Linked DNA regions of Mus musculus: all the other regions are linked to region 1. The links are chromatin loops, found by intact Hi-C in ENCODE. Cell type or tissue: left cerebral cortex. All regions are shown on one strand. Region 1 has its middle 16 kb from the start of Scyl1. Region 2 overlaps Frmd8 (FERM domain containing 8). Region 3 overlaps Pola2 (polymerase (DNA directed), alpha 2). Region 4 overlaps Gm10814 (predicted gene 10814). Region 5 has its middle 9.6 kb from the start of Capn1. Region 6 holds the start of Slc25a45 (solute carrier family 25, member 45).

Evidence for each region. Peaks named below come from ENCODE experiments on the same cell type or tissue, not always from the same donor. Only the 100,000 strongest peaks of a DNase experiment are listed, where the experiment ranks them.
Region 2: it touches region 1 in a loop (5-fold over the local background); 31 of 42 quality-filtered maps call a loop at or near these places.
Region 3: a loop joins it to region 1, with 3 times the contacts of the local background. A loop is called at or near these places in 11 of 42 quality-filtered maps.
Region 4: a loop joins it to region 1, with 2.1 times the contacts of the local background. A loop is called at or near these places in 5 of 42 quality-filtered maps.
Region 5: a loop joins it to region 1, with 2.2 times the contacts of the local background. A loop is called at or near these places in 5 of 42 quality-filtered maps.
Region 6: it touches region 1 in a loop (7-fold over the local background); 38 of 42 quality-filtered maps call a loop at or near these places.

The regions. Positions count from the first base shown.
Region 1 is chr19:5,784,462-5,789,461 of GRCm38, reverse strand. No RefSeq gene overlaps it. Among named protein-coding and RNA genes, the nearest start is that of Scyl1, 16 kb to the right of the region's middle. In left cerebral cortex, CTCF peaks have their summits at 2,221 (motif pointing left) and 2,862 (motif pointing right); DNase peaks (open chromatin) are centred at 2,215 and 2,845; H3K27ac peaks cover 397 bases.
Region 2 is chr19:5,847,588-5,852,587 of GRCm38, reverse strand. Frmd8 (FERM domain containing 8) reads left to right here. Exons shown (of 11, transcript NM_026169.4): 11 at 1-1,614. Among named protein-coding and RNA genes, the nearest start is that of Neat1, 4.6 kb to the right of the region's middle. In left cerebral cortex, a CTCF peak has its summit at 2,205 (motif pointing right); DNase peaks (open chromatin) are centred at 2,245, 3,315, 4,083 and 4,381; H3K4me3 peaks cover 1,918 bases; H3K27ac peaks cover 4,013 bases.
Region 3 is chr19:5,954,067-5,959,066 of GRCm38, reverse strand. Pola2 (polymerase (DNA directed), alpha 2) reads left to right here. Exons shown (of 18, transcript NM_008893.3): 3 at 1-34; 4 at 192-249; 5 at 2,953-3,059. Among named protein-coding and RNA genes, the nearest start is that of Pola2, 7.6 kb to the left of the region's middle. In left cerebral cortex, a CTCF peak has its summit at 2,215 (motif pointing right); a DNase peak (open chromatin) is centred at 2,222.
Region 4 is chr19:6,015,804-6,020,803 of GRCm38, reverse strand. Gm10814 (predicted gene 10814) reads right to left here. Exons shown (of 5, transcript NR_045783.1): 3 at 4,992-5,000; 4 at 4,321-4,487; 5 at 2,345-3,006. It also overlaps a transcript of Capn1 not described here. Among named protein-coding and RNA genes, the nearest start is that of Capn1, 3.1 kb to the right of the region's middle. In left cerebral cortex, CTCF peaks have their summits at 2,469 (motif pointing right), 4,099 (motif pointing left) and 4,888; DNase peaks (open chromatin) are centred at 2,482 and 4,089; H3K4me3 peaks cover 1,073 bases; H3K27ac peaks cover 557 bases.
Region 5 is chr19:6,022,361-6,027,360 of GRCm38, reverse strand. No RefSeq gene overlaps it. Among named protein-coding and RNA genes, the nearest start is that of Capn1, 9.6 kb to the right of the region's middle. In left cerebral cortex, no CTCF peak of the experiment used is centred here; no DNase peak of the experiment used is centred here.
Region 6 is chr19:5,876,198-5,881,197 of GRCm38, reverse strand. It overlaps Slc25a45 (solute carrier family 25, member 45), which reads right to left and starts at 3,376. Exons shown (of 6, transcript NM_134154.4): 1 at 2,507-3,376; 2 at 1,306-1,349; 3 at 1,042-1,113; 4 at 573-758. The coding sequence starts at 2,543. In left cerebral cortex, a CTCF peak has its summit at 2,995 (motif pointing right); DNase peaks (open chromatin) are centred at 2,529, 3,039 and 3,404; H3K4me3 peaks cover 789 bases; H3K27ac peaks cover 2,046 bases.

The DNA of each region.
Region 1 (5,000 bases):
TTTTTTTAAATATACTTGTGTATGCACATATGTGAGTTTATTTGTGTGGGTGTACATGTTCATGTGTGTGAGAATCGACATTGGGCATATTCCTTGATCACTTTATTGAGGCAAGCTGTCTCCCTAAACTCAGACCTCGAGAATTTTGGCGAGTCTAGCTGCCTAGCATGCCTCAGTGAGCTCCTGTCTCTGTCTCCTGAGAGCTGCCACGCCTATCCATCTGATCTGGCTCATGTTGCTTGTCAACATGATGACATCTGGAATCAACTAAAACCTAAATGGATTTTTTGGTTTGGTTTGGTTTTTTTGAGACAGGGTTTCTCTGTGTAGCCCAGGCTGTCCTGGAACTCACTTTGTAGACCAGGCTGGCCTCTAACTCAGAAATCTGCCTCCCGAGTGCTGGGATTAAAGGTGTGCGCCACCACTGCCCGGCCAAATGGATTTCCTTGATTGGATTATTTGAGGTGGGAAGACCCGTCCTAACTCTGGGCCAGCTCTGGGGACAGCTCCGGTGACAGAAGGAAGCTTTTGCTTTTTGTCTGCTTGCCCTCGCTCCTGCTGCCAAGTGCATCTGTCCTGTAGCTGAGACATTCTTTCCCTGGTGTCAGAACCTGCTCTTCTGGGTCCTCACTCAGACCAGCAGCACTCCAGGATTCTCTGGGACTCTGGCACCGGACTGAGACCACGGATACCCCGTGTCCTGGAATGAACGACCACCAGATTCTTTGTTTTTCCATGAGGAGTCAGCCATTGCTGATTAGTATAACATAGCCTGCAAACCACCCAATAAACCCCCTTGTAATATATATAGTCATTCTATATGCTCTTTCCCTTTAGAGAACCCTGACTCACACTTCATCCTTTAGTGGGAATCCAAACTCCAGTCTTCACACATGCATGACCACCTTTTTTTTGGTTTTTTGAGACAGGGTTTCTCTGTATAGCCCTGGCTGTCCTGAAACTCACTTTGCAGTCCAGGCTGGACTCGAACTCAGAAACCCGCCTGCCTCTGCCTCCCGAGTGCTGGGATTAAAGGCGTGTGCCACCACGCCCGGCCTTATTATTACGTTTGAGACAGCCCCAGCTTGCCCCAGACTCCCCATCCTCTTGTTTCCTCTTCCTCAGACCTGGGATTATAGGCTGGCTTGTGCCACCATGCTTTGTTTGAGGGTGACACTGCACATGTTAGTCTCACACTGCCAACTGACCTACATCCCAGGCTGCTGTGTGCGTGTGCATGTGTGGCCAGAGAGCGACTTTGTTATACCCCAGGAACAACTGTTAGCTTCTTTTCTGAGCTAGGCCTGGATTGAGCTGGCTGGAAGGGAGCTCCGAGGATCTGCTTGTCTCTGCCTCCCGGGCACTGAGACTGCGTGTGAGGTCTGGGTATGTAACTCGGGTCCTTGAGCTTACAAGGCAAGCCCTTTATCAACCGAGCTCCCCAAACCCAGCAAGCTTTTTCCTATTTCTTTTTTAAGGTTTGGTATCCATATATTGCTCAGACTGGTCTGAAGTTCTTGGGCTAAAGGGAACCTTGGGCCTCAGCTTCCTGAGTATCTGGGATTGCAGCAGGTGTCACTGTGCCTGGCTTAGAAGGAATGTGTTTGTTTGTTTGTTGGTTTGCAGAGGTGAGGCCGGTAGAACTCACTCACCACATAGCTGAGCATATTGGTTAGGTTTTTGTTTTTTGCCAGTTTGACACAAGCTAGAGTCATCTGGGAGGAGGGAACTTCAATTGAGAAGATATCTCCATCAGATTGGCTTCTAGGCCACTCTATGAGGGCAGTTGTTTGATGGGCAGATTGTCTGCACTGCAAAAACCACAAGCTGAGCAAGCCATTGAGAGCAAGCCGGTGAGCATCCTCCATCTTCTCTGCCTCAGCTGCTACCTCCAGCTTCCTGCCTGGGCTTCCCTCCATGATGGACTGTGACACACAAGTATAAATAACTCTTTCCTCCCTACACTGCTTTTAGTCTGGGTCTTTATCACAGTACTAGGAACTGGAACGCCAAGGCTAGCTAGAAGCCATGGTCCTGCTGCTTTGAGCTCTCGGATTACAAACATGCCCTGCCAGGCCTCATTTGGCAGGGGGTGGGAACTACAGAAATAGCTCAGTGGTTAACAGCGAGCTCTTTTGCTCGCAGCAGAGGATCTAGGTTCATACCCAGCACCCAGGAGTCAGCTCACAAGAATCTGTAACTGGCTATCTGATGCCCTCTTCTGGCCTTCTCAGGTACTGCTTGTGCGTGGTGCACAGACACACAAGGAGGCAATACACTCATACACGTAAAATAAAAATGAATAAATCCGGCTGGAGAGATGGCTCAGTGGTTAAGAGCACGGGCTGCTCTTCCAGAGGTCCTGAGTTCAATTCCCAGCAACCACACGGTGGCTCACAACCATCTGATGCCCTCTTCTGGTGTGGCTGAAGGCAGCTACAGTGCACTCATATAAATGTTTAAAGAAGAAACTGAATAAGTCAAGCACGACAGTGGTGAAGCTGACAGCCGAGGGTCAAAAAATGCCTGCGAGCCAAGGCTGACCAGAGCACAGAAGAGCCACAGATCCCCCGAGTGGAAGCAGAGAAGGCCAAGAACCCCATAAAAGCTGTGGGGTTGGCCTGTGCTATCAGCTTCCCACTTGGTGTCTTTCTTCATCCTTAGCAAGCAGGAAGTAACAAGGACTGTTTGCATCAGAGGAAGGGAAGCCCAGCAGAGCACGGGGGCGTCCAAAGCCGGTGAGTAAGAGAGTTGAGGGTTCAGGGCCTTCTCCCAACCAGCTCAGTTCCCTGAAGCTGGGTCTGGAGTACAGGCCTGAGGAGCCCGGCAGCCTTGGGGAGGCTGAAAGTCACTACCACTGAGGTCCACTAGAGGGCGCGTGATGCCCAAGTTGTCACTACCTGACTCTTCTACTCTGAACAACCAAAGGCAAATAAGTTACTAAGTACGTGTGTGTGTGTGTGTGTGTGTGTGTTATGAACCAAGCATAAATAATTTTGTTATTGTTTTATTTTTTTTGCCCAGGCTGACCTCAAACTCAGCATCACTCATCTTTGCCTCTGGAGTGCTGGGATTAAAGGCCTGCACCACCAAGATTGCTAAAAACAAATCTCTTTTTAAAAAGATTTGGGCTGGTGAGATGGCTTAGCGGTTAAGAGCGCCGACTGCTCTTCCGAAGGTCCTGAGTTCAAATCCCAGCAACCACATGGTGGCTCACAACCATCCGTAACGAAATCTGATGCCCTCTTCTGGAGTGTCTGAAGACAGCTACAGTGTAATTACATGTAATAAATAAATATTAAAAAAAAAAAAGATTTATGTGGCCGGTTGGTGGTGGCGCACGCCTTTAATCCCAGCACTGGGGAGGCAGAGGCAGGCAGATTTCTGAGTTTGAGGTTAGCCTGGTCTACAGGGTGAGTTCCAGGACAGCCAGGGCTATACAGAGAAACCCTGTCTCAGGAAACCAAAAATATTTATGTGTTTTATGTATATGAGCCAGATCCCATGATGAATGCTTGTGGTTGCTGGGGCTTGAACTCAGGACTCTGGAAGAGCAACTAATTCTTTTATCCACGGACCTGTTTCTTCAGCCCCCCAACCCCCAAATGGATCCTTAAAAAAGAAAAAAAAAAAAGGGTGAAAAGAATGGTTTTGGACTTAGGAAACAGGTTGCAAAAATAGTTTGGCACATTATATGCCTTTTTTTAAACCAAGAAACACACAGGATAAATTTGCTGCTACATACGCTGTTTTGACATTGTTTTCAAGCAAGAACACATTGCTTATTAAACACAACACAATCTGGAACAAATGGAATTGTGGGGCACATTGGGCTGAGCCAGAACTCAGCTGTGCAGGGCAGTCCTGCCAGGAGAGAGGTGGGGAGGGGGGAGGGAGGCGGGGTCAGGAGAGAGGTGGGGGGAAAGGAGGTGGGTTGGGAAAAGTTAATATCATGATGCAGGAAGCAGGTCGTTGGAGGGCTGCTTTGGAAATTGGAAGTGTCAATGATTGGCTGCGGTGCTGTTACTGAGGGTAAAGATGGGGCCATCACTGAAGATGTTCAGGTAAGTGACGGCAAGGGGGTGGAGAGTCAGTGAAGTCGGGCTGGTGACTGGGTCCCGGAACACATACTTAAGTCCTGCTTGGAGCGTGGGAAGAAGTGTTGGTGAACTAGAGATGGGCAAAGCTATGTGGTTTAGAGGGATCTAGAGATACGCAGTGGAAAGAGCTGGGTTGGGGATTGGATGGGGAAGAGCTTGTAGGGTCTGAGATGGCCTCAAGGTGTCCTGCCTTGGCCTGAAGCCAGCTCAAAAGCCCTCTGCTGACAGCCTCCCTCTTACCACAGACCACTGCCAGTGCCCAGTGGGTAGAGCGCCCAGTCAGTTCCCTGACACCCTTTTCTGCACAATGAGCATACTCTAGCCCCCCATTACCCACCTTTGTTCTCTGCACCCCCTTTTGGCTCTTCCGAACCTTCAGTCTTCTCACCAAGAAAGAAAGCCCACTAGCAGCTGACACACTCTCAGAAAAGGGGTTGGAAAGGAGAGGAGAGGCACACTGGATCCCACTCTCTCTCCTGAGCCACCAGGGCAAGCCTGGTGTCCATGACTGTTCCTGGGGACTCTATCCACCCCAGACAGACAGGACAATGACTGAAGGAATGATTCCACCCAAGCTGGAGAGTTTTGTTGTTGTTATGGTCTGGTGTTTTTTGTCTTTGTTTTTTTTGTTTGTTTTGTTTTGTTTTGTTTTGTTGTTTTGTTTTGTTTTGTTTTTCTAGACAGGGTTTCTCTATATAGCCCTGGCTGTCCTGGAACTCACTTTGTAGACCAGGCTGGCCTCAAACTCAGAGATCTGCCTGTCTCCCCACCACCAACCGGCACAGGTTTTTGTTTTGTTCTTGTTTTTCTTTATTTTTCCTTTTCCCGAGAGAAATAACTTGAAGTTGGATGAGTAGGGAGATGGGTGGGGGGGGTATCTATGAGGACTCGAGGAGAAAG
Region 2 (5,000 bases), 63 kb before region 1:
GGTGCCCTAGACACAACCAGGCACAGCCCTAGGCAGGGCCAGGCCACACTCGTCTCAGATGCTGTGGGCCTGGGTGGGGTGCTGTGCAGGGTCTGCTGGAGTTTCAGACCATGGAAAACTGACATCCAAGCCTTCCCTGAGCCTGGTGTGGGTAGAGCTGTGCTCCAGCCCTTTCTACAGCCTGCCTCTTCCTCTGCTCCAGGCTGGCAGCTGACAAACCCTGCTGCCCTCCTGCTCTTCCCCAAGTGCACTGGTCTTCCCTCTGGAGGGACTGCTGGCGGTTCCGATGGCAGGTGACTGAAGGCAGAGCTTGGGACCTGCAAGTTCAGTGTTTGCCTTCGGTCATGGGCCCTTGGTGACTTTATCTTGCATTCCTTCTGCTGACATTCCACCATGCTGGCCGGCCAGGCTGCCACCTTTTCCCCTAAGTTATGTTGGAACTGGAGGGCACCTCTGCAGGCTAACCCCTTTCTTGTTGGCCTTTACTGATGTCTCTGTGCTGAATGGTGGCTCTCCTAGGAACCGGTTCCATGCTGCACATAGGAAAAGCCCTTACATGTCCCTGGGCTGGATTGGCTGTCCCATACCAACCAGTTCCTTTGTTTTCCTGTGATCTGGGTTTAAGGGTTAGATTTTGCCTTGTCTCCTGTGCTCTGAGCTGATAAAGCCTGGGGCGTGGCAACTCCGAATTGCACTGCACTGTGGGATTCCCTGAGGCCAGCCACAGCGGCTCAAGCCACCTCTCTCCGAAGGACATCGCAAAGGCCTATCTGTCCCCAGCTCTGCACCCCTGGCAGCCTTGACTGCTCCTGGGAAGAGCTAGTTCTGGGAGTGGAGCTGTCCTGGCCCTTAAGCCCTTTGTACTCCCTGGGAATCCCCACTGGATCCCAGAGACATAGCTTAGCTTTGTCTTCTTGGTGGAAAGCCACAGAAATGGAAACCATCATCTCTGAAAATGAAACCAGTTTGCCTGCCAGTGAGCTCCAGAAGTTTTGGCAGCAGAGAGAAAGAAAAGGCTGACCTCACTATAAGGCATTGTCTGTAAGATGATGTCACCTGCCACTGTAGTTAACCCTTTAGGAGCCTTGTGTGTTCCCTGAGCTACCAGCCCACTCTTGGCAACCTTTAGGTCATCTTGACTGCTGTTGATGGCTTCAGATCATTATGTGAGGGGCCCAGATGCGTGTGCACAGGTACACAAACTCTACATTTCCATTTGAGCCTTTGAGTTTTTTAATTACCACATGTGCCTTAACCCTCTAGGACAGAGCACTGTTTTACTAAATAAATGTCTTGAGTGTTCCCAGTCTTTCCTATCACTGGACTTAATAAAATCATCACCTAGCACACTTTGGAATGGTTATAATATGGAATAGCCAGAGTATGGTAACCACACGTGTCCTGTGTGCCCATGGTATAGCCTCAGGTCTTCACCCCAGTAAAATCTCATCTGGTAGCTCCTGGGGACCGGTCTCCAGGTCTCCATAGGAACCAGGTCTGGGAAGACTTGGGCTCACTTCTGTCTGGGAGGAACCTGTACTTCCCCCACTGCAAGCTGTGGCAGCAGCGATGTTTGGAGCTTTGGCCCTATGGAATAAAGACCAGAGGTTGCAGGTTCAGTCTCACTGTTTTCAGAGGAAGGGAGCCACATGTCTTTTTCATTATTTAAGATTTATTTATTTACTTCATATATGTGAGTACACTGTCCCTGTCTTTAGACACACCAGAAGAGGGCATCGGTTCTATTACAGATGGTTGTGAGCCACCATGAGGTTGCTGGGAATTGAATCCAGGACCTCTGGAAGAGCAGCCAGTGCACTGAGCCATCTCTCCAGCTCCTGTCCCTTACTTTTGAGATGGGGGTCTCGATAAGTTACCAATACTCGCCTTAAACCCTTGGTTCTGTCAGCCTCCTGAGTTCTGGGGTGATAGCTTTAAGGTAACTGGAACCGAGAGGCCATGAGGAAAGCCTGAGTTTGACCTGGATGGAGCCTTGCAAACCAGAGCAGCCTGGACCCGAGGGAAGAGTAAATCTCAGGGCAGATTCTCACTACCCGTCCTTGTCCCTGACTGGGAAGCCCTTCAGAAGTCTCTGGCACTCCACCCAGTCCAGGACTGTACCTGGGTTCAGATCCTTCCCCCCACCCCCAAGTCCAGTGCCTAGGGGTGGAGAGTCATTTCTGAGCCTGCAGAACAGCAGGTCCAGCTGTGACCAGCAGGGGGCAGCTGAGCCCTCTCTTTCTGTTGGGCTGCAGGCATCGTGAGTCAGCACTTGAGGCCCGGCCCAGCCCAGTTGTGGCGCCTGGAACGGAATGTACCTCCAGGGACAGAAGCCCTACTCAAGAACATGCACTCTTGATGGCCAGAACCTTCCCCGTGCCCCTGGGTTCCAGGTATATGAGAACCCCAGGATCCAGGACCATGAAATGGATTCTGCTTTGGAAACTGTTTGTTTTTCTGTAAAATGTCAACTCAGTCCCAATGTTCAAAGCCAGGAGGACTGTTTGGGGAAATCCAGAGGTGGGCAGGGCTTGAGGACAGTCACCTCATGTGTTCCACCCGGTTCCCACGGAAGCTGCTGTCTCAGCCCCTGGCCTTGCACTGCGCACCTTCCTCTTCCCAGCTGCCCTCATTCCCCACTCACCGAGCCCTCACCTAGTCTTCTGTCCTTTTAATGCCTGGGAGCAAGCCCAGGGCCCCGTGACTGCTGCATAAGCACCCTAGTACTAGAGAACCCGTTGACCCTCCCCCTTAACAAAAACAGGGGTTCTCCTTGTAGCCCCTGCTGTCTTAGAACTTGTTCTGCAGACCAGGCTGGCTTCAAACTCACAGAGATTTGCCTGCCTCTGTCTCCTGAGTGCTGGGATTAAATACCTCGGAGCTTGGTCCCAGTTTAAATTATTTTACATAAATACGATTTACAACAGAAAGACTAAAGAGGTCTCTAAGACCTCTCGGTTTCCTGCCACCTGCCAGGTCACAGGCATTTGGGTGGTTTCAGTAATGGTCACAGACACCCTAAGCCAATGAGCACGGCCCTCCTATACAAGGTCAAGATCAGCAAGGGGGTGTCACGCCACCCACTGTGCAGCTGGCAGAAGCCGGGCCAACCTCTGTGATTGCTCAAGGATGGCACTCAGACCAAAGCCAGGTTGTAGAAGGCTCAAGGACAGCCTAGTGAGCCCGTGTGGAGCAAGCTGGGGTCCCTGTGGTGGCAAGCAGGTCCTAGCCTGAGGATGTTCTCATTGAAGAGTGACCTGTGTGCTGGTCCCAGAGGAGGGGGAAGGGAAATACGACACCAGCAGATGGCCCTACAGGAACTGGTTCCTAGGGGGGAGGCTGGGAAAGGACATGCAATTCAAGGACTATAGGAAGCAGGGCCGTTTGTGAGCAAGCACCAGAGGGGTCATGGAGGTTACTGAACCCCCAGGGTAAACGAAGCCTGTCTGCTGGGCTACAGTTCCTACCTCCTGCCAGAGCACCTCTGGGCACAGAGAACTGGGGGCTGAGAAAAGAGGAAATGGTGTCAGAAAGGTGAGCTCAGGGAAAGGTCCGGGAAGGGGAGGGACAAAGAAGCCGGGAATCCAAGACCCTAGGGCCAGGGCCAGGCTAAGTGCTCAGCAAAGTACGGGGATAAATCAGAAACACAGCCCTGGGAGCTTTGGATGGGGGCTGATACCATCTCTGTTGCATTCTGCAAGTCACGGCCTGAAGTCTGGCTGAAGTTCTTCACACGCCCAGGACACCAGCCAAAGGCTTCTGAGACAAGAAGCACACAGAGCCCACCTAATGCCCAGGAAAGGCAGGGGTCCACACCTGAGCACCCTCCTGCTGTCTGAGGACACCCCCTCAAATCCCTTCTGCTTACATCTGGTCCTCAGAGCACCCTCCGACCCGCCGCCGCCGCCACCACCCCAGTCCTCGGGCTCACATGCACTGCAGCAGAGCTGAGCTCCTTGTTTGAGTCAGTCCACAAATATTTACCAAGAGCCCGCAGGATTCAGAGTGACCTTTAGAAAATATAAGCTGAAGTCATCCACGCTGGTGCCCACGTCTTGCCAGAGCTGTGGGCTCAGAGATCTAGGACACACTAGACAGAAACCCTGCCCCCACAAATCAAGTTGGGGGAGGGATGGGACAGACTGACTTATTGCTAGAGCTCCCTTGAGAGGTGACTTTGCAGCCCTGGCCTACAAGAGCTTATGATTGTAGGGAGACAGGGAGCCACTGGGTGAGATCTGTTTTCATAAAAAGAGTTCACTTCCAGATTTTTGCAACAGTGGGGGAAGGGTGAGAGATGGGCCCCTTCCCACCAGAAGAGCCTGGCAAATTTGGGGCAGGGCTTCTTTATCGGTTCCAGCTCCTGCCAGGGCAGTGAGTGCGGATGGGAAGGCTTCCTGCCAATGCGCAGTGACTGTGCAGTTTCCTGACCCGCATGTCTCAGGGCTCAGTGTGAAGGAGCCCGGGCAGAGGGGCCTCTGGCACCAGGAGAAGCACAAGGGAACCTAAAAACACTACAGCCTAGAAACTGGATCCATGGAGGATGGGGGCTGGAGTTCCAGAATATTCTCTTGTGGTAGCAATACTGGCATGGCCCTGCCTTTAGGGCACTTCGTCCCTTCTCTCTATTCCAAGAGATTTTGTAGGAAATTCTGAGTCTGCCTGGGTCTGGAAACAACAGGGCTGAGCTGACTTCCAAAGAAGATGAGGCCAGTGGGGGGCTGCCAGGTCCCTGAGAAAGAAATTGGAGCGTGCTCCCCCTTTAATCGGACATCACAAAGAGAACCCCATTTTGCTCTTTGCCCTCCATCCCAGAATCCCATAGCTGGGAAGGGGCATGCCTTAGAAACCAGGCAGGCTCCTCTGGCTGTCACCCCTCAGCCCCACCCACAGACCTGTTTACCACAATCTCCTGGAACAGCTTTTTTGATTGGGGGAGTTGCTGCTCTGCCCTAGTCCTTCAGTGGGATGGAGGTCCTCTGTGTGAAGGAAGAAACTCT
Region 3 (5,000 bases), 170 kb before region 1:
CAGGAACCAGAGACATTGTTTCTATACAAGAGCTGTATCCTTTTCTGCTGAAGGTCTTTGGACTAAGCACATACATGTGCTATGTAATTTCCCAGGTTGTATATATGCTTTTAAAACAAACTTTAAAAATGCCTAACATTCAGTCTCTCATTTACTCTCCTGTAGTTGCTCTCCTTGACCAGTGTTTTCAGAATTGAAGCAGAGGAGGAAGAGGAGACCCTCCTAAGCTCTTATACCACACCCTCTAAGGTGAACATGCGGCATCTGGGAATTGCATCCTACACATAACTTTTTTTTTTTATGTATATGAGCACACTGTAGCTGTCTTCAGACACACCAGAAGAGGACATCAGATCCCATTATAGGTGGTTATGAGCCACCATGTGGTTGCTGGGATTTGAACTCAGGGTCTTTGGAAGAGCAGTCAGTGCTCTTACCTACTGAGCCATCTCTCCAGCCCGTAAATAGCATTCTTAAAACCACATCACAGAGCTGTGCATGGGGGCACTCACCTTTAGTCCCAACACTTGGGAGCAGTGGCAGGTGGATATCTGTGAATTCCAGGGCAGCCTGGTCTCTTTAAACACAAGGTTCACGTTGTGAATTACCTTGTGTGAGGAGAGGGTGTGTCTGAACTGGTCCTGCCTTGCCTTTGTCTCTCCACTCTGACACACTTGTTATCTTGCTTGGTCTTCAGGCATACCAGACCTAGCAGCCTGTCAGAAGTGGCAGCCTCCTGTCTCTTCCTCTTGGATCTTAATTTTGGTTCATTTCTTTCCATTACAGACGCTCTCAGAGTGTGGGTGCTGCTTCCTTCCCTGTTCTTTGCCTAGGGCCTGGGCCATGATCACTGCAGAATTAGTGCACTAGAGGAATCTTTTTGAAAAAATAGCTGGAGGAATCGTAAAGTCATGTTTATCCTTTGTTTTATTCATCCTTTGTGGAGAAAGGTTTCATGAGAGCTAGGAGTGTAGCCCAGTGGGTACATGTTTAGTGTCTTCAAGGCCCCACAGTTTGTTCCCAGCCGCCCACCTCCTAGAAATGCCTGAGGGAATGATGCAGGTCACACACTGGTGCATGGTGGTGGACATACAACTGCTTATAATGATAAAAATTAAGAATGACATATCCTAAACAAGGAGGCATGAAAGTTATTTATGACCTCAATCAGAGTTATCTTAATCAGAGATTAAGGATAAAGATTGTACCAGTGTAGGAAAATGCATATAGAATTTAAAAATCAGTATGTAAAAAGCCGTAAGTTTTAAGTTTAAATTAGGATAACTATTTCAGTGACTATATTTAGTTGAAAGATATTAAGATACAATTAAGGAATGTTCAAGAGTGGTTATTTTAGACAGGTGTGGTGGCGCACGCCTTTAATCCCAGGACTTGGGAGGCAGAGGTAAGAGATCAATCTCTGAGTTCAAGGGTCGCCTGGTCTACCCAGCTCTAGGTCAGCCAGGATTACACAGAGAGACTCTGTCTAAACAAACAAGCAAGCAGTGACTGTAGAGGGCCATCAGTGTGGAGAGCGGTCACTTTAGAGGACTTGCCTTCCGTCCCTAGAACTCATGGAAGGTGGATGAAGAGAGCCAGCTCCACAGGGCTGTCCTCTGACTCCATACTTGTACCAGGGCAACTAAGCCCACACACAATATGCACACACTCACTAATAAGTAAACATAGAAAAATTTAAATTTAAAATCTAGTTTGTCAGCCAGGGGTGGTAGAAGCACATCAAAAATTGGGGGCCAGCCTCAGCTACATAGAGAGTTGAAGGCCAGTGTGGGCTTTAATACCTGAGACTGTCTCAAACAAAAAACAGGCTGGAGAACTCTCTTGTCAGTTATGCGATCTTGCAGAGGACCCAAATTCAGTCTTGAGCACCCACATTAGACGGTTTACAGCTGGGTAACTGCAGCTCCAGGGGTCCTGATGTCTCTTGCGGACCCCCCCCCCCCCAGGTACCTTCACTGCATGCACATGCTCACACAAGCACACAGGAATAAAAGTAAATAAAACCACAAGTCATGGTATAGCCAGTGCTGGCCCACAGTTGGGTAACCTTTGCACTGCAGCTCCCAAAAGCTAGGATTTCACGTATGAGCCATCAGCCCTTCTTAGTGATGGCTCTGAGTCTGTTCTCACCTTGGATCTATCCCACAGGCTCTACCAGTTGATAGATTGGTGGCATTTCCTTAAGTGCACCAACAGGGGGAGCCCTTGAGCCAGAAAAGTTTGTGCATCTGAGATGTGTGGTTGTCCTGAGCAAGACATTGTCTTTCCTGTTAGTCTCCCATTTTCCTAGGCTTTCGGGAATGTTAGGTCCCGTGATTGGGTTTCATCCTTAATTCTGAACTTATCTGGCTTCCTGTTGTTGAGCAAAAGAAAAGAAAAAGTAAAACAAAACAAAAACAACAACAAAAAACCCCCAACCAGATGTGACTTAGTGAGGTGTTTGCTGACTACTCTCTCCAAGTATGAGCTCAACCACCTTATCTGCCTGGAGTTGGTCCAGGGTTTAATTGGGAAAATGTGTGGTAGACTTGGCCAAAAGAAGTGTAACATGGTCCCATCCCTTCTCGGGAAGATGTGTGCACACAGGTCAAAGCTATGCATTGCCAAACTCTGGTCTTTCTAAGTGCAGAGAGTGGGGGAGGGGATGAAGATGCAAGTGCGGGTTGGCAGGTCAGGTGGCTGGCCTGCCCTGCTCCTTAGGGGAATGTCTGCATTCTTGTCATGACAGCCTTCAGTGCGCAGATAGTGTCCCGGTGGGTGTTGGGTTACCGTTGAAGGTGTGTGAGCACGGAGCAAGGCTGGAGATGGTTCCTGAGGCTCCCCGTCCTGCCCCATGTCCCTTACTGTACCACCTTGTCCTTTCTAAGGAACTGCAGCGCTCTACACTTGAAGCCAGAGTGGGTGGGGTTTCACTTTTCATCTTGTCTCTAGGGTCCTCTCAAGCGAGTTAGCAGCACCCCAGAAACCCCCCTAACCAAAAGGAGCGTCGCTGCTCGCAGCCCACGTCAGCTTCTCTCACCGTCAAGTTTCTCCCCGAGGTATGTATCAGAATCGATTCAGGCGCCAAGAAAGCCACACCTCTTTCTCTGCTGACAAGCTGAACTGCTTGTAACTTATTAACCGCCATGGGAGTGGGCCGTCTGCTTCGGGCTGGCCGGAAAGCCTGAGATTCTCTGCCTCGTGGAAAATTACCGTTCCGTGCAGTGATTAAGGAAGCTTGCTTTCCACCGCTCCTCCAAGGCTCACTTCCTAGATAGGGAACTGATAGCTCCTATTGAAAACAGCCTGGCTATTCAGAAGGCCAGGCGCCTGGCGGGTCTGGCCAGTCGAGGCAAAGCTCACCTGCTTCTGCTTGCTTGCGTTTACTTGGCTTTCTTTTTGTAAGATGAAGTTGTTGTTGGGTGGGTTTTTTTTTTTTTTTTTTTTTTTTTTTTTTTGGACAGGAAAAGCATGCGGCTTTGTTTGCAGCATTGCATAACCTGTTCACCCCGTGCTCAGGTGACAGCTGCCTTCTGAGCGTTTTCTTCTCGTCACTGAATCTTCCATCACCAGCTTACTTGATACTTCCTCATGGCCGCAGCCACTATGCAGAAATCCACAAATGGTGGGTCTCCGTTAGAGAGACCCACAGATGAGTGCTTGGCTGAGGAGACCCGTCTGCATGACTGTCACATCAGGATGGGGCTCAAACAGCAGGCCAGCTGTTAGGGAAATACCGGCATCTGGATCCCTTCTAAACCAACCAGAATAAGGTTTCTCAGGTCTGCCGGGTCAGAGAGGCAGTGGTCAGTCCCATGGGCTCCACGGGCTCGTCTGGCCTCTGCAGTGCCAGGCACACAGATGGCGCACACACATCTACACAGGCAGAGTACTCGATGCACAGAAAATGCAGATCTCAAAGAGCAGAGAGCTCTGCAGCATTGACCACCAGTGGTCACGGAGTCGTGGAGGACAGTGTGGTTTCACTGGGGTCCACCTGGTTTGGAGAGTTCTCAAAACTGCTTTCAGATTGAACTTTCTAGACTTCTGAAACAGGAGAGTTCAAATAGTTGCTGCAGAGCCATTTTGGGAGTTATGCTCTCTAAGCGCGAAGCCCTTTTACATCTGTCACTGTGGCCATATTTACAGCTGTGCCCTGCGAGCATCTGATGACAGTAGAGGGCTGTGAGGCATGGCCCTTCATGGGTTTCACTCTGAGAAGTTGGTGACTTCCCTGCCTGGTCGTTTTTTAAGTGTACAGTAAGAAAGCTGACCTCAGAAACTTATGAAAGTGGCCTGTGAATTACTTGGGTTGAGGCAACCCGGGAGATAGCCATAATTGAGCTCATTTTCCCTAGCTCATCTGGAAAGCAGGGGTGTTGGCAACAGGTCCAGCCAGGCCCTATGTGCAGGGACTTCCTACGGCGTTTCAGTGTGCCGAGCCGAGCGTGGTATTTCTAGGCCTCCCTGTCAGCGGTGTTCACAGCAGGAGGATTACAAGTTTCCAGAGGGACCGGCAACACCCCAGTGTCCTTGGAGGTGTGATTTACAGTCGGAAGAGACAGAATGCAGCCGTGGGGCGGGGCCGAGGGGGGCTTGCTCCCTGTTAGCTGTTCGTCCATTGCATCTCCGCCTCTCAGAAGCAGGGGAAAGGTTCATTGCTTGTGTTGAACTTTTATTTTAGTGTCGCTTGTGCTTTGAACTGTGAGGTTTTTGTTTTGAGGTCGGGTCTTATGTAGTCTAGGATGTCCCCCTGAGTGCCCGGGTTGCAGACCTTGCCACCAGGCCTGCTCTCAACTGTATTGTAGGCGTTTGTATTGCTCAGCAATCCGACCCAGTCACTGTTTGAGGATCAAATGGCAGCCAGTGACTCACAAGGAAGGAAAGTACGTGAAACTCAATGCTCAGTCAAGTCCAAGCGCATCTCGTCTTAACTTCATTTAGTTCTGATGGAGAAAAATGCCAGCATTTTTATGTTTCTTCCCTTAAACTTGTAAACT
Region 4 (5,000 bases), 230 kb before region 1:
TTTTCTTAGTTAAGATTCTCTCTTCCCAGTTGTCTAGGTTTGTATCAACTTGACAGAAACAGTCTGTTTAAGACAGAGAGTTGTCACTTGGCCATCCTGCTTGTGGATGACAGCTGAGAGTAAAAGAGTCACCTGTGAAGGAACCTTTAACCTGTGTGTTCTACACTAACTCTGAAAGCTAAGGATGAAACAGGGGGACCTCTGGCAGGGGTGTGGTTCTGCTAGCTGAAGATAGTTTACCTTTGGAATTCTGGGGACTCTTAAGAGAGCTATATAAAGGCCAGAGCGCCAAGAGAGGGGGAGGCTGCTGCTCCCCCTGCTGCTGGGGTTTGAAGTGGTCATAAGCAAACACACAAGAAGAAACTGGTTATCAAGGAACTTGCCACTCTCAGTCAGCAGTCAGCAGGAAGTAGCCTAACAATATCAATGCCCCTTGCCCCTCTCGCTTTCTTTCTCTCTTACCTAGTGTTGGGGGGCAGATGGGATTGGGGTGCAGAGGGTGGTAGGTAAAAGAACCGACCAATAAAATAGCCAATTCAACCCAGCCTCATCTCATTAGCCCACTCAGGGGCTAGAGTTGCATTTGATATATCCCCATTTCCCAAGAACCCCTCCCCCATCTGCCAGTAAGTTCCTGTGGCTTTAACAGCTTTAGTGAGGTCTAAACAGATTACATATTTAAAATGAGTATCTTTTTTTTTTTTTTTTTTGTTTGTTTGTTTTTTGAGACAGGGTTTCTCTGTATAGCCCTGGCTGTCTTGGAGCTCACTTTGTAGACCAGGCTGGCCTCTCGAACTCAGAAATCCACCTGCCTCTGGCTCCAGAGTGCTGGGATTAAAGGCGTGCGCCACCACGCCCGGCTTCAAAATGAGTATCTTGTTTCAATATGTCATATATCCATGAAACCTTTATAGTCAGAAGAATAAAGAGGTCACCACTACCACCACCCACCACCCCCTGCCAAAAAAAAAAAGTTTTCTCAAGGTCCTTGGCAATCCCTTCCTCTCACCCTTTTCATCCCAGTACTTCCCTCACCATGAAACACTACAGTAGTGTGAATTCCCTAGAACTTCCCCTTGCTTCCTCATGGGTGTTTGAATGAGAATGGCCCCCATAAGCCTATATGTTTGAATACTTGGTCCCCAGTTGGTGGGATTGTGTGGGAAGGATTAGGAGCTGTGACCTTGTTGGAGGAAGAGTGTCAAAAGTCCATTGCATTCTCAGCCACTGCTCCTGTCCCCTCCCTGCCTGCTGCTGTGCTGTCACCATGACGGCCATGAGCTCACCCTCTGAAACCATAGCCCCCATAATGGCTTCTTTTGTTTCTTTGTTTGTTTTTTCCAAGATAGGGTTTCTCTGAATAGCCCTGGCTGTCCTGGAACTCACTCTGTAGACCAGGCCAGCCTCGAACTCAGAAATCTGCCTGCCTCTGCCTCCCAAGTGCTGGGATTAAAGGCGTGTGCCACCACTGCCTGGCCCATAATGGCTTCTTGTCTAAGTTGGCTTGGCCATGGTATCTAAGCATGCAACAGAAAAGCAACTAAGACATCTGCCCCTTCTTCTCTCCTTCCTATTCTTCCTGCTGGGGCTCGAACCCAGAGCCTCGTCTATATTAGGTTTTTGTTTGTTTGTTTTTAAGACAGGATCCTGAAGTTTCAAACTTGTTATGTAGCTGAAGATGACTTGAATTCCTGATGCCCTGCCTCTACCTCCCAGGCGCCGGAGCAAAAGAGCACACCACCATGCAGTTTAAGCTGTGCTCGGCATTGGATGGAGGGTTTGAATGGTAGTTTGAATATGCTTGGCCCAGGAAGGTGTACTATTAGGAGGTGTGGCCTTGATGGAGTCAGGGTGTAGGCGGGGCTTTCAGAGTGTAGGCGGGGCTTTGAGATCTAGTGCTCAAACTCTGCTCAGTGTGGAAGAGTCTCTTCCTGGCTGGCTTTAGATCAAGATGTAGAACTATGGGCTCCTCTAGCACCAAATCAGCCATATGCTGCCATGCTTCCCACCATGATTATAACGGACTGAACCACTGAACCTGTAAGCCAGCACCAATTAAAGGTTTGTCTTTATAAGCGTTGCCTCGGGCGGCTGGAGAGATGACTCAGCTGTTAAGAGCACTGACTGCTCTTCCAGTGGTCCTGAGTTCAATTCCCAGCAACCACATGGTGGTTCACAACCATCTGTGATGGGCTCTGATATGTTCTTCTGGTGTTTCTGAAGTCAGCTACAGTGTATTCATATACATAAAATAAATAAATCTTTTAAAAATTAAAAAAAAAAAGTTGCCTTGGTCATGGTGTCTCTTTATAGCAATAAAACCCTAAGACAGAGAGCTTTGTGTGTGCTAGACAAGCGCTTTACTCCACTGAGCTACATTCCAAGCTCCATTTATTTACAAATTTGTTTGATATTTATGGTTGTTTGCACATGTGTGCACCATTTCGGGCAATGCTCACAGAGGCCGGAAGAGGGCGCCAGAATCCCTGGAACTGGAGCTACAAGTACTCACGTGGGTTCTGGGAACTTGAACCACACGCAATCTTGCTGCTCTTGCAGAACCATGAATCCAAGATGAGTTTATGCTACACAAGCAAGGCTGCATCTCAAAAACTAAGGAGACTTGCTATTTTCCATTTTTGTGCTCTGCTTATTACAATTGTTGGAGCAATATAGACACAATGTTATTCCCGCAGTTCACCATCAGGTTCATCCTTAATGTCGCTGCTCTGAGGGTTTACAGATACAGTGCACACAATACATGCCCTGTATCTACCACGACTGTAGCTTCCTGGCCTTGAAAACATCCTGTGATCCATCCAGTCAGCCCTTACTCCTCATCTTCTGCTAACCAGTTATCTCTTCATTTTGTCTTTTTTCTTCCTATCTTTTCCAGAAAGTCTAAGGTTCAGAATCATTCAAGACACCACTTTCTCAAGATGGTCTTTAAGAAGGCTCAGTGGGTAAAAGTGCTTGATGCCAAACTCGGCAACCCGAGTTCGATTCCTGGAACACACATGGTAGAAAGAGAGAACAGAAACATGGACACTAACGTGACTTATACATGCCCCTTGTTTCAAAAAAAAAAGAAAAGAAAAGAAAAAAAAGTGAATCGGTCTGGAGGGCATTGCCTGAGGACCAGTTTGTTTCTGCAGCTTAAAAGTAGACTCCATATTCCACCTTTCATGCTGAGGCTGGCACTACCCTCAATGATCATCTCGTCAAGTTCATTTCCTGGTGTGACAATGAATATGGGGACAGAACCAAGGTGGTGGCACTTAGGGTCCACATGGCTTCCAAAGAGTAAGGGCCTCTGGGCCACCAGGTCAAGCGGGATCAGGAGAGGAAGAGAGGGATTTCTTTGTTGGGGGTGTCCTTGCCCCTACTCAGCACCCCAACACACAGAACATCCCCTCCTTATAGTACTGCACCATAGGTCAGCAACAATGTTCAGGTCCCTCCAAAAGGGACACCTGCCACCTTTTTGACTTGAGCCATCCTTTTCTGTCCCTGGATTTTAAATATTTATTTATTTATTTATTTATTTTGGTTTTTCAAGACAGGGTTTCTCTGTGTAGCCCCCTTTGCAGTCCTGGAACTCTCTCTGTAGACCAGGCTGGCTTCAAATTCACAGAGATCAGTCTGTCTCTGCCTCCAGAGTACTGCCATTAAAGGCCTGTGCCACCACTGTCCTGCTACAACATTCTTTGATCGGGCTGCCCATGTCTCTTGACCCCTTCAGCCCACCCTTATTTAACCTCCTTTGCTTGTACAATTCTGAGCCACCTCCAATAGAATGACATCTAAACTAGCAGGGCTTAGTGGTAAATTCTGTAATCACAGCAGTTGAGAGGTGGCGGCAGGAGGATCCGGAGCTGAAGGCCAGTCTCAGCTACATACAGTTCAAAGTCGGCCTAGGCTACGTGAGACCTTATGTCAGGGAGGGAAGAGCTGGCGAAATAGCTTGGCAGTTCTAGAGGGCTTGCTGCTCCTCTAGAGGTGCTGGGTTCAGTTCGCAGCCTTCACATCAGGCAGCTCTTTGATTGCCTGTAACTCCAGCTTGTGAGGGTCTGAAACCCTCTTCTGCCCTCTTGTGCTTACTTGCATGCATGTGCACACATAAATAAAACAACAAAAATCTGAACCCCTGAATCTGCCTAACCCTGCCACTCTCCCCTCTTTTCTCCCCGGAGTAAGCAACACCCGCTACACCTCATGTCCTCTACCTGCCTAGGCTTTCTTCAGGCACCACCCTACCTCTCCCCCGCCCCCGGCCACGCGCATCTCCCCACCCTTGCCAAAGTTCCTGCCTTTACTGACACCTGCATTAGATGAGGCTTCAGTCGGGGAAAGTGTGTGGACCAACCCTTCCTCTCCATTAACCATGAAGGCAGAGGCGTCTTCATCAGCTCATGCCCAGCTGAGCATAACGCCCAGGTGCGAAAGTTAGACGCAGTCAGCTCTTAACTTTTGGAGTGTCGAGGTGCCTAGAATCCCAAGAAAAGCACCATCTATTCAATGAATGCTTGTCCATCTTATGTAGCTTGATCGGCCATGCTGTGACCTCTATAACTGTGAAGAGCCTTGGGACCGCTCCAATCCCTCTGCATCCTTGATGCTCCAAACTCTTGTAGTGCGCCCAGGGGGATCTGCAGGTCCTGTGTGAGCCTGCCCTGGTGTTCCGGGCCTCTGCTGCCCTCTCCCGGGTCAGGTAACCCCCACAAGGGAGCTGATCCCAGGTGCGCAGACCAATTACTTGAAAGAGAAGGCCAGAATGCTACACAAAGATTGGCTAAGGCCATTGTCCCTCTTTTTTTTCTGCACGGTTGGGGAAATCGAGGCACGGATTTACCTAAGGCCATGCAGGGTGTGCGCAAAGACCGCTAGGGCGGAGTGCTAGCTCTGCAGGCCTGCGCCCTAAGGTGAGGGGGTGGGGAGCTGGCTCAGCCCTACAGCGGGTCTGCGGCAGGGACCGGCCGGGGTGGGGCTACCGTTTGTCT
Region 5 (5,000 bases), 240 kb before region 1:
TGCATGCTTACACTCATGTCCTATGCTCCTTCTTTTTTGCCTGCTAAAGGTTCTTCTTGAAATCAACGTTCCCTGGCACTCTAACTCCTGCTCTGCTGTCTTTGCTTAGATTTTTGTACTGATGCCACTTTATGGGCATTGGTTATGGAAATGGCGCCATATTGTTATGGCATGTTTGCTTTAAAATTTTGACTTAGTCTTTTTTACATTAAAAATTTCAATATTAAAAAAAAAGAAAGAAAATGGGACTTCCCCCTTGGTCTTGGGATTCCTTAATTTCCCCAGTTGCTAGACAATGTTAACTTCTGTCCCTAGTCTAGATTTGTCTCAGCAGATTTTCACCTGGCTGGCAGACTCCACCCAGGGATCACCCATGGACTGAGCTCTGGATTTGCTGAAAGCTGATGTTACCAGCCGATGGGATTGCTCCCCCGCCTGTTGCCTGTCTGCTGGATCAGCTAATCAGATGCACTGCCCAGACTTTGACTAGCCTCTCACCCTTCCTGGGCTCCGGATAACAACATCCTGATGTGAGCTGGAAGCAGTGACCATTGTCCCATGCAACAAGCTAAAATGCTAAGTCAAAAGGAAGGACACGCCAGTCTCACCACCAGCCTGATCCAGCCTGAGATTTGACATTTTATGTCCCTTGCATGATAAACTTCACTTCATGGTTTATCCAAAACTGCATTAATGCTCTCCAACCTATGATTTTGAGAGCATAATACAATGCCTTATATAATAGACAGGAGGCATAATATTAAAGACTTGATTCGGGTACATAAAGACAGAGGGAATGTTGCACTGACATCCAGGCAAAAGAAACACATTGAGAGTGCCCCCCTCCCCGTTTCATTTTCAGATTCCATTTAATCATAGGGAGAAGCCGGATTCCAGGTCCCAGGCCCTGAGGGAGCCAGGGTCTTCCCCACAGCTGAACAACTTCAGTTGTAAACAGTTGTCTGAGTCCCCACATCTCTGGGACAACTTGTAAGGAGACGATTGTCTGGGTCCAGCCATCTCAAGGACAACTTCTCCATCTTGCCGTCAGGGTCAAACAAGGTCATGTTCCCAGGCCTAGGAGTGAACATCTATCCCATTTCTCAAACTATTTTCTTAATTGTCTGTTAACTGGTAAAGAATATAGAAATTTCTGTTATCTAAACCAAGGTGCATAAGTTATAAAAATATATAACCGATGGCCTATTACTCCTTAACTGACTATGTGAACTTGCCCACTCCTTTGTTCCCTTATTCTAAAATTCCGGTCCAGAGTCCAGGAGGGGACCTGGCTACAAAAGCTGAATTAAGGACCTTGAAGCCAGATAGCCCGAATATAACTCAATCTCCAGTGGGTACTCCCTTGCCCAACCCATGATGTCAAAATAAGACTGGATAACCCTGCAGCTCCCTATGCCCCCCCCAGCTCTACCTCCCACCCCCCACTTTGTGTTCCCATCCTTTATATGTGTTGCACACGTTCCCTTCAGGGACAGGGTTCAGATCCTGAACTGGCTGCCTCCCTGCGTGCTCAAAAAGTAAAGCTTGCATTTTAAGCTCCTTTTTAACTTGGAAGCAAGTTTTCTTGGCTTCCACCCCAAACCCAACACACCACTTGTATGCCTGGTACCTGTGGAGGCCAGAAGAGGGCACTGGATCATCTAGAACTGTAGTTATGGATGGTTTTGAACTCCCATGTGGATGCTAGGAACTGAACCCAGATTCTCTGCAAGAACAACAAATGCTCTTGGGCCCTGAGCCGTCTCCCCAGCCCATAGAGAGCTTGTTTTAAAATAAAGGAACTGGACATGTGTTATATTCCTAATGCCAGCACTAAGGAGGCAGAGCTAGGTGAGCATCTGAGTTCGAGGTCAGCCTGGTCTACTGGTCTATATAGTGAGACCCTATTGAGAAAGAAAAGGGGCAGGGTGAACAGAGAGAAACTCAGCTACTTGAGCCTTTGGAATCCTATGGACCCACCTTTACTTTGCTGAGGCCTCAGTTTTCTGTAAGATGGGTCTTCTGTTCCACTCACCTCCCAGCAGGAATAACAGAAAACCCTTCCAGCATTTAGCACAGCTCCACTGAGGCCAGCCCTGCCTTGCTGCAGTCCTAGCCTGGGGTCCCAGAGGACCCCAGGGGGTCCCAGGACGGCTTCACCTGGGGACTGGCATGAAATGAGGAGCAGCTGTGTGAAGAACAGAATCATCCCTGCCTCACCTCGAGGAGGTCTGAGGCCTTGGCCTTCTCCCTCTTGGCTGGCAAGTCTGGCATGTGGTGGGATCATGACAGAACCTGCTTTAGGCTTCAGTGTGTCTCATATCACTGTGTCAATAAAGGGGTGACCTGTGTCCCCTGCTTCTCTTCTCTACTGCAGAGGACACCCCACATACACCAAATTCCTCTCAAAAGAGTCCCTACTTTCAGACTTCAGAGAAAATGAGACACAGCCTGGGGTAAAGGCTCAGAGTCGCTTGCAGGGATGGTTGGATTAGTGGGGTGTGAAGTGGGTTGCTGGGTCCCCTAGTCTCCTGGGATAGTCTTGCTTTTAACCCTTAAGCTCACATCTTTAGGCTGTCCTCCTCACCTCCCTCATTATGTCTTCCTGGATAGTCACTTGTGTGTGTGTGTGTGTGTGTGTGTGTGTGTGTGTGTGTGTGTGTTTAAGGCAGAATCTCATGTCTTGAACACCAGGCTAGCCCTCCAACTTGATACATAGCCTTGAGCTGCCTTGAATTTCTGATCCCTCTGCCTCTACTTCCCGGGAGTGGGTTATAGTGTGCAGTTCCACCGCTGGCTATCGAGGCATTCACTGGTTTATTTTGAGACAGGGTCTCACTCTGTAGCTCAGGCTGGCTTTAAACCCAGTCTCTTGAACCACCTTCCTGCATGCTGGGGTTTATTTATTTATTCCTTTATTTGCTTACTTATTTGGGTTTGGAGGGACAAAGTCCATGTAGCTCAGGTTGGCTTTTAATTATCAACATATTTTTGCATAACCTCACAATCCCCCTGCCTCCATGCCTCGATTATACCTTATCTTTTCTTCCCTGCACCAAAATGTCTTGTGAGCGAATGAACCTAGTTGCTAGCCCTTCCTCCCCATTGGCTCATCTGATCCTCTTCCTTTCGTACCTCCTGCCCAAGGTCTTGGTCTACTTGCCAGTGCATTTCTGGCACTATGAGTGACTGTGGCGGTCTGACTGGCAGGGCAAGGCCACACACAGCCTCCGTGCCCTTGATCTCATTCCTCTCCAAGTAGATTCCTTGCCAATGACGTGGAGGAGGATGCGGAGGAGCCTAAATTTGAAATCTCCCCTATGGGTCCCAGGAGAAGCATGGTGCTCCCTAGTGGGAGAGTTCTTGAGTACTGCGGATTCTCTGAGGCCTTGTGTGGGCTTTGGAGCTGCAATGAACTAAGAAGAGGTGAGATCTGGCTGGGGTGCTGAAGTTGGGTGCCGAAGTTGGGTGTCCACTGCTGTTCACAGTCTACTCTGCCCTTCTCAGATCATGGCTGAGCAGCCAACTCCGGGGCCTGCAACACATCAGTACCTTGGTGAAAGGAGCTGCTCTCGAGTCAAGAGCCCCTCCCCACTGGGCGCAGCCACTGGCCCCTGCACCACATCGGGCTTGCGGGTCAGGGGCCGGGGCGGGGGTCAGGGATTGGCTTCTCTGCCATCTGAGAGTCATTGTTCTCACTACCAAAATGATCTCTCAGTGGTCAGAAATCTCCCAGGTGATGTTCTTGTACCCTTAGATGGGACTGGAGCCAGGCACCTACACCTCTGAGTTAGAAGCCAGAAACTGTTCGGAGCCAATACTGGGCCGAGAGAGAGAAGGGCATATGGGCTGGGTCTTGCTCAGCCTCTTCCTAGCTTTGTGGGCATGGCAGGTTTCCCAGTGCAGTCCCATCGCATCCCCTACCTGCATCTTCCCCAGCCCTCACTTAGCTCTAGCTGATGACCTCCACAGAATCAAAAGCTGCTTGCCTGCTTTCTAGTTGAGCCATGCTCTGCCACAGACTGTCTGACCTCCTGCCTGTGGGCCTCAGGATGGCAGTGTTTACTCTGCCCCTCACTTTCCTCTTAACCCGAAACGCACTCCACTCCTAGAGCACTTGAGTGTCTGATGAACTTGGTGCTGCTCAGGTCCGGCTTGGTTTCTTGGCCTCAGGTGGTGGGGGAGGGTCCAGGCAGCGTCAGGCAGTAAAAGCAGAGTACCAGCTCTGCTCTCCTTCCCGCTGGCGGCCAGTTGCTGTCATCCCGAGTCTCAGTTTCCCTTCTGTGACATTTCTATTCCTATATCTTCAGGGTTAGGACTGTTTGTAAGTGAGGCGTGGCGGCCAGACAGAGACGCATACCTATAATTCAAGTGAGGCAGAGGCAGAGGCAGGAGGATCAAGAGATCAGAGTCACCCTGTGTGACCTAGGGAACTTGAGGAACAGCCTGGGCTACTAGACACCTTGTTTGAAAACCAACCAACCGGGCTGGTGAGATGGCTCAGTGGGTAAGAGCACCCGACTGCTCTTCTGAAGGTCCAGAGTTCAAATCCCAGCAACCACATGGTGGCTCACAACCATCTGTAACGAGATCTGACTCCCTCTTCTGGAGTGTCTGAAGACAGCTACAGTGCACTTACATATAATCAATAAATTTAAAAAAAAGAAAGAAAACCAACCAGATGAGACAGACACGGTTCCTTCCTGTGGCTGCGGACAGCTGCTCTGCATTAAGTGTTATAGTACAGTTCCCAATAGTACAGTTCCCCCAAAAGGGAGAGTGACTGTCCGTGCTGGGGGACTGCTCTGTAGCAGAGTCCATACTGCACCACAGGTTGAACCCTCAGAAACCAAAGCAAACTCCAAAAGTAAATTTGTTAATGGGGAGGGAAAGGCTGCTTAGAGGGGGTGACATTTAAACTGGACACTCATAGGAAGATGGGCCTGTGATTCTTGCACTTTGGAGGTGGCTCTAGGAGTGGTTCCCAAGGGGCAGAGGGC
Region 6 (5,000 bases), 92 kb before region 1:
ACCTGGTTACTTCAGTGCTGAGAACAAAGACCAAAATAAATGATGGGAGCGACTCATGCACTGATTGGCCAAATCGCAGCATCTGTGACCTCTGGCCTCAGGCAAGGCTCAGAGATTGCGGTTACCCTGTACTGCAGGCAAAGGCCTGGTTGAGCAGGTGGCATGATCTCTAGGACCCCTTTAGGATCACTTCAGGACAAAACTCAATTCTACTGAGTATGACAGCTCCTCAGGGTCAAAGGTCACCATGCTGTATAGTCTCCCCACAACTTTGGGGCTGGTAGAGCCTCTGAAGGTAGACAACCCTGACAGCAGGCATTGACTGCTTCTGCCTGGCATCTTCTTCACACTGACCCCCAACTCTCTGCTTTTTGCCCTACCTCCCAACTTCTGGTCTCCATGACCTTTCACCTCCAGCCTGACCAGGCACACCATGGCTAGGTCAATGGGAGCAACGTCTACAAGCACCCCTTAGGAAGACCTTCTTATGCACGGCTGGGAGTCCCTGGGGGTGGGGGACTCAGATCCATCACTGTGCCACCTGCATGTGTGCCCATGAACGACGCTCTCACCTGCAGGAGGCCCCCAGTACAACCTGCTATAAAGATGTTTGTGTAGCTGGGTGGCTGGGCCCGTCGCTCCTGATGGGAGGTGGCTGTTAGCGCCAGGAGCGTGTTGCTGTACACTCCGAACAGGACGGAGTTGACCAGGGCTACACTGGCGATGGGGAAACTCATTCCCTTGAAGAAACCCAGGACCTGCAGAGCAACATGGTAGCACCGTTACTCATGGTGGGCTTCCGTGTCCCACATCCAGCTCTGGCCAGGCCTCTGAGCTGTAGAGCACTTCCTCCCAAGCACTGTGTCAGGCAGACAGCATGTGAAGGAGGCTGTGAGAACCCCGTCACCACTTTTGAGGCACTAGAGGACTCTCGGATACCCTCAAGGGTGAAGACTTAGAAGCTGTTAGCAAGCAGCAAGCAAAGGAAACAGACCCCACCTGCCCCGATGATTCTTTACCGCCAACAAGTGGGCTACCTACTGACTCATGGCGGTAAGTCTTGACTACGCAGTCCACAATGCCCTGGTACGTGCTTTGGGTCTGTAACCGCACCTGGATAGAAAGTACTGGTTATGTGAGGCAGATGGGCAAGCCAGGGCTGCTCCTACAATGGCAGCCAGGTCACCCATGCAGCAGACGCTGGCAGGCAGGCACACCAGTGAGCCAGCCCAGCCAGCCAGGCCCAGTCTCTCACCCAGGTTCCAGCCAGACCATCTATTCCTCTGGTGCCTTTGCTACACTCACCTTTACAGTGTCGAATGGGTGCCCCAGGACCAGGCCCACAGCTCCTGCGGTGGCAAGAAGGTGGTATGAGTGAGGCCTGTGTGCCAAGTCTAGGAAGCAAGTCTATGCTAGAGGAAAGAAGGATGCAGGCTGGAGCAGGAAGGCTGCGTGTACTCAGACACCCACCACCTACATTCTTGGGGCTCCACAGACATTCCTGCTGCCCTACTCTGCTCCCCTACCATACCTGGTACTGGGTCACAAAGACGCTGGGACAAAGGAGGGAGACCCATGGCCTCACTTGAGGCCACACACACAATAGGAAAGAACCAGGTGTTACACTATCCCCAGCTCTGACCGTGGAAGATGAGGCTCCAGACTGGTCGTTCTTAACCTGTGGCTGGTGACCCCATTGGGGGTTACAGATCAGATATTCTGTGTATCAGATATTTATGTTATGAATCATAACAGTAACAAAATTAGTTATAAAGTAACAGTAAAATAATTTTATGGTTGGAGCTCACCATAACATGAGGAACTGTATTAAAGGGTCACAGCATTAAGAAGGGTGAGAACCACTGCTCTAGAAGGAGTAGCTACTGTTTCTAACTGTGTCAGCAGTACTTCAGCCTTCCTTGCAGAGTTCTGTGGCCTTGAATGAGAACAGGCCCTGCTGGCCACCTCCTCCTGCCTTCTGCCTTGTCACAATTATCAGTACAGAGTGGGGAGCCCTTCTTAGCGTCCTGCTGGACCCAGGGGAGAAAGCCACACACTGGCTAGTCTTAGTCTCTGCAGAAGATGCTGTTTCTGGGGCTTGGGGTGGCCCTCACCAGGGGTGCGTTCACAGTGTCCTTTCTCAAGGCTCAGGAGTGCACCCATTGACAGGTAGGGCAGATTTCCAAAGGTAAAATAAGGACAGGACAGCCGGAGAGATCAAAGGTAAATGTGTTCTGGTCCCCTCACACTGGTCTGGGAGAAGGGCTTGGGTGAGGTTGTACCTTGGCTGTCAGATCCCCACCGCCCCCCGACAGTATGGCCTTCGGATAGAGAAGCAGTTCCTGCTTGCTTCTTTCCTCTCGGCCTCCTTGGCCATTCCCAGAAGGCTCTGGGGACAGCTGGGTGCGGGTGCTCCAGAGGGAACAACTTCTCTCAACAACCCATCCTCCCAGGGAAGCCACCCACCCTTAGGGATGATAGGACAAAAAGAAGAAAAATGTCTCACCAGAGATCCAGCCAGCCACAAACTCTTCCACGGGCATTTTCTGGGCTCCTGTGGGAACTGGTACTCCGAGCAGGCCCGCTGGAGACTGTTGCAAGTGAGATTCCCCACCCCCTTTCCAAACCCGATAACCTCCCACTAATGTTTAACCCTGGCTGGAGTGTGCGTGGTGGCCCAGTGCCCAGACCTCAGGCAACCATTAGCGAGAGTGAGCCAACGTCTGTGACCCTGAGACTGGAAGAGGCCTGAGAAGTAATGGAATCTCTAGAGGCAGGTTGACAGCCACAGAGATCCAGGGTTCTGTGCCTAGACAGTGACAGCCATGCTGGCTCACAGAGGATGCCAACTGAGTCCTAGTTTGGCGAGCCTCTCGAAGGCTGCCTTAGTGAGCAAGGACCTGGGCCCTGCTTGACCAGCCAGTTCATAGCAAATTCCCATTCATTCCCACCTACCCTGACAAGCTGTGGGGCTATGTGAAGTCAGAACGTGGCCACGAGGTGGCAGTCCCAGGCTACAGTGGCCTGCAGCAGCCACCTATGCCTAGTCAGAATAAGAATAACCCAAAAAGAGGGAGGCCCCGGCCCCCAGAAGTGACTCACCAGGCCCTGAAGCCTGTTTGTCTGCTCTCTCCAGAGTTGTTTACAGCCATGAATCAGAACCGCAGCCTCCTTTTGCCCAGGGGAAGAAACAATGGGCTTTTGACTGTGCAGTGGCCCACTGCTGCGCTACATCAAAACCAAAATTCCGCTCTCCTGCCTCTCTGCCTCACGATGATGGGGCAAGATGGTCCTCAGCAGATACCAGGGCTTAGATTTAGATTTCCCTGTTTCTAAACTGCAACAGTTGCAGTTCCTTTCTTTAAAAACTAAGAAGGAAGAGGCCGAGTCGGAAGAGGCTCATGTACCGCCCTTCTCCTCTGACCTCATGTTCTGCTTCCTGCTCCACTGAAAAGGGCTCTCAGCCGTGAGGCCCTAATGCCGGCATTGCTTCCTCTTCTTGGACCTACTCTCTCGGACCTCCTTCAAGCTAGGGCTGAAAACTCCCCTTTTTAGTGAGACCACTCCACAAGTCATCTCAGGGACAATTGTAATGACCCCTGGCCCCCGGTGCCCCTGCCTCTGCACAGCCACCTACATGCATAAGGACCTTTATATGTAATATATATGTAATAGGACGTGGTGAAGATTCGTGAAAACCAAGGATGAGGGCGAGAGCTGCTACTGTTCCATGCGACTTGACTGGGCCTCTTTCTGAGATGGAGAAACTTTCCTGGGGACCCGAGAGGGTCTGGGCAGTGGATGGTGTCGCAGTGCTGTCTTCCCAGGCCTGTTCTGAAGGCTCTTGGTCTTGGACAGAAGTCGGTCTCTGGACAAGTCCCTTGCCCTTGCTCTTGTCGCTGATCTATTATGAGCAGCTAACTGGTTGTCTATGCAGTCAAGGACCTGTGACTGCTTGATCCGTTTACATGTTTAAAGGATTAGAGAACGTGGCACAGGGTAGACAGAACACATGCTAATGAATGACGAATGGATGAATGAATAGAAAGGTCAGGAGCAGCATCAGTGGCCAGAAGAATGAAAAGTCCAACGTTGGAATGGGCAAAGACCATGTGGTACACATACACAACGCAGTTTTAGGGTGTAAAGGACACTAACATGGTGTCACTTGCAAGCAACTGGGCAGAAGTAGAAGATTATTATGGGAAACAAAGTAAGCTGACCTCAGAAAGACCACCAGCATCACACTTTCTCATGGGTAGACTCTAAAATTACACACACACACACACACACACACACACACACACATGCACACACACACACATACACACACTTTCAATCTTGTAAGATTTGTGTGGCTGAGTGTTTTCCCTACCTGTTTCTTTCAGGTGTAGCTCAGGAGTAGAGTGCTCAGTTTACATGTACAAGGCCTGGGTTGAACACACACAGACACACACAGAGACGGAGAGAGAGAGAGAGAGAGAGAGAGAGAGAGAGAGAGATTTTTTTTAAGTATCCAACACATAAATGGTAGCTACTAATCCTCTTGGTTCCATTTACAGAGCCCATAAGATGGCAAGTGACAGAGAGAAAAGGGCTTGGCCCATGTGCAGCACATGGTGGATAAGAAGGAACTGAAGATTCCTCCTCTCCGCCTATAGTGGTTTATGTCTTCTATAGCAATGCTGAGGCCTTCTGTAATATTTGTTCTTTTGTTGTTTTGTTTTTGTCTTGGTAGTTTTTGTTTGTTTGTTTGTTTGTTTGTTTGTTTTAGAGATAGAGCCTCACATATCCGAGGCTAACTTTGGACTAGCTGTGTGACCAAGTTTGGCCTTGACTCGTGCTGATCCTCCTGTCTCCAGCATCCAAGTGGTAGGATTATTTGCTTCCATGGTTGGCCTGCCTACTACAGTTTTGCTTGTCCCCACCCTCCTGCCCCCCATACAGGGTCTCACTGTATAGCTCTGTGTGCTCTGGAAATCAGAGATCTGCCTGTCTCT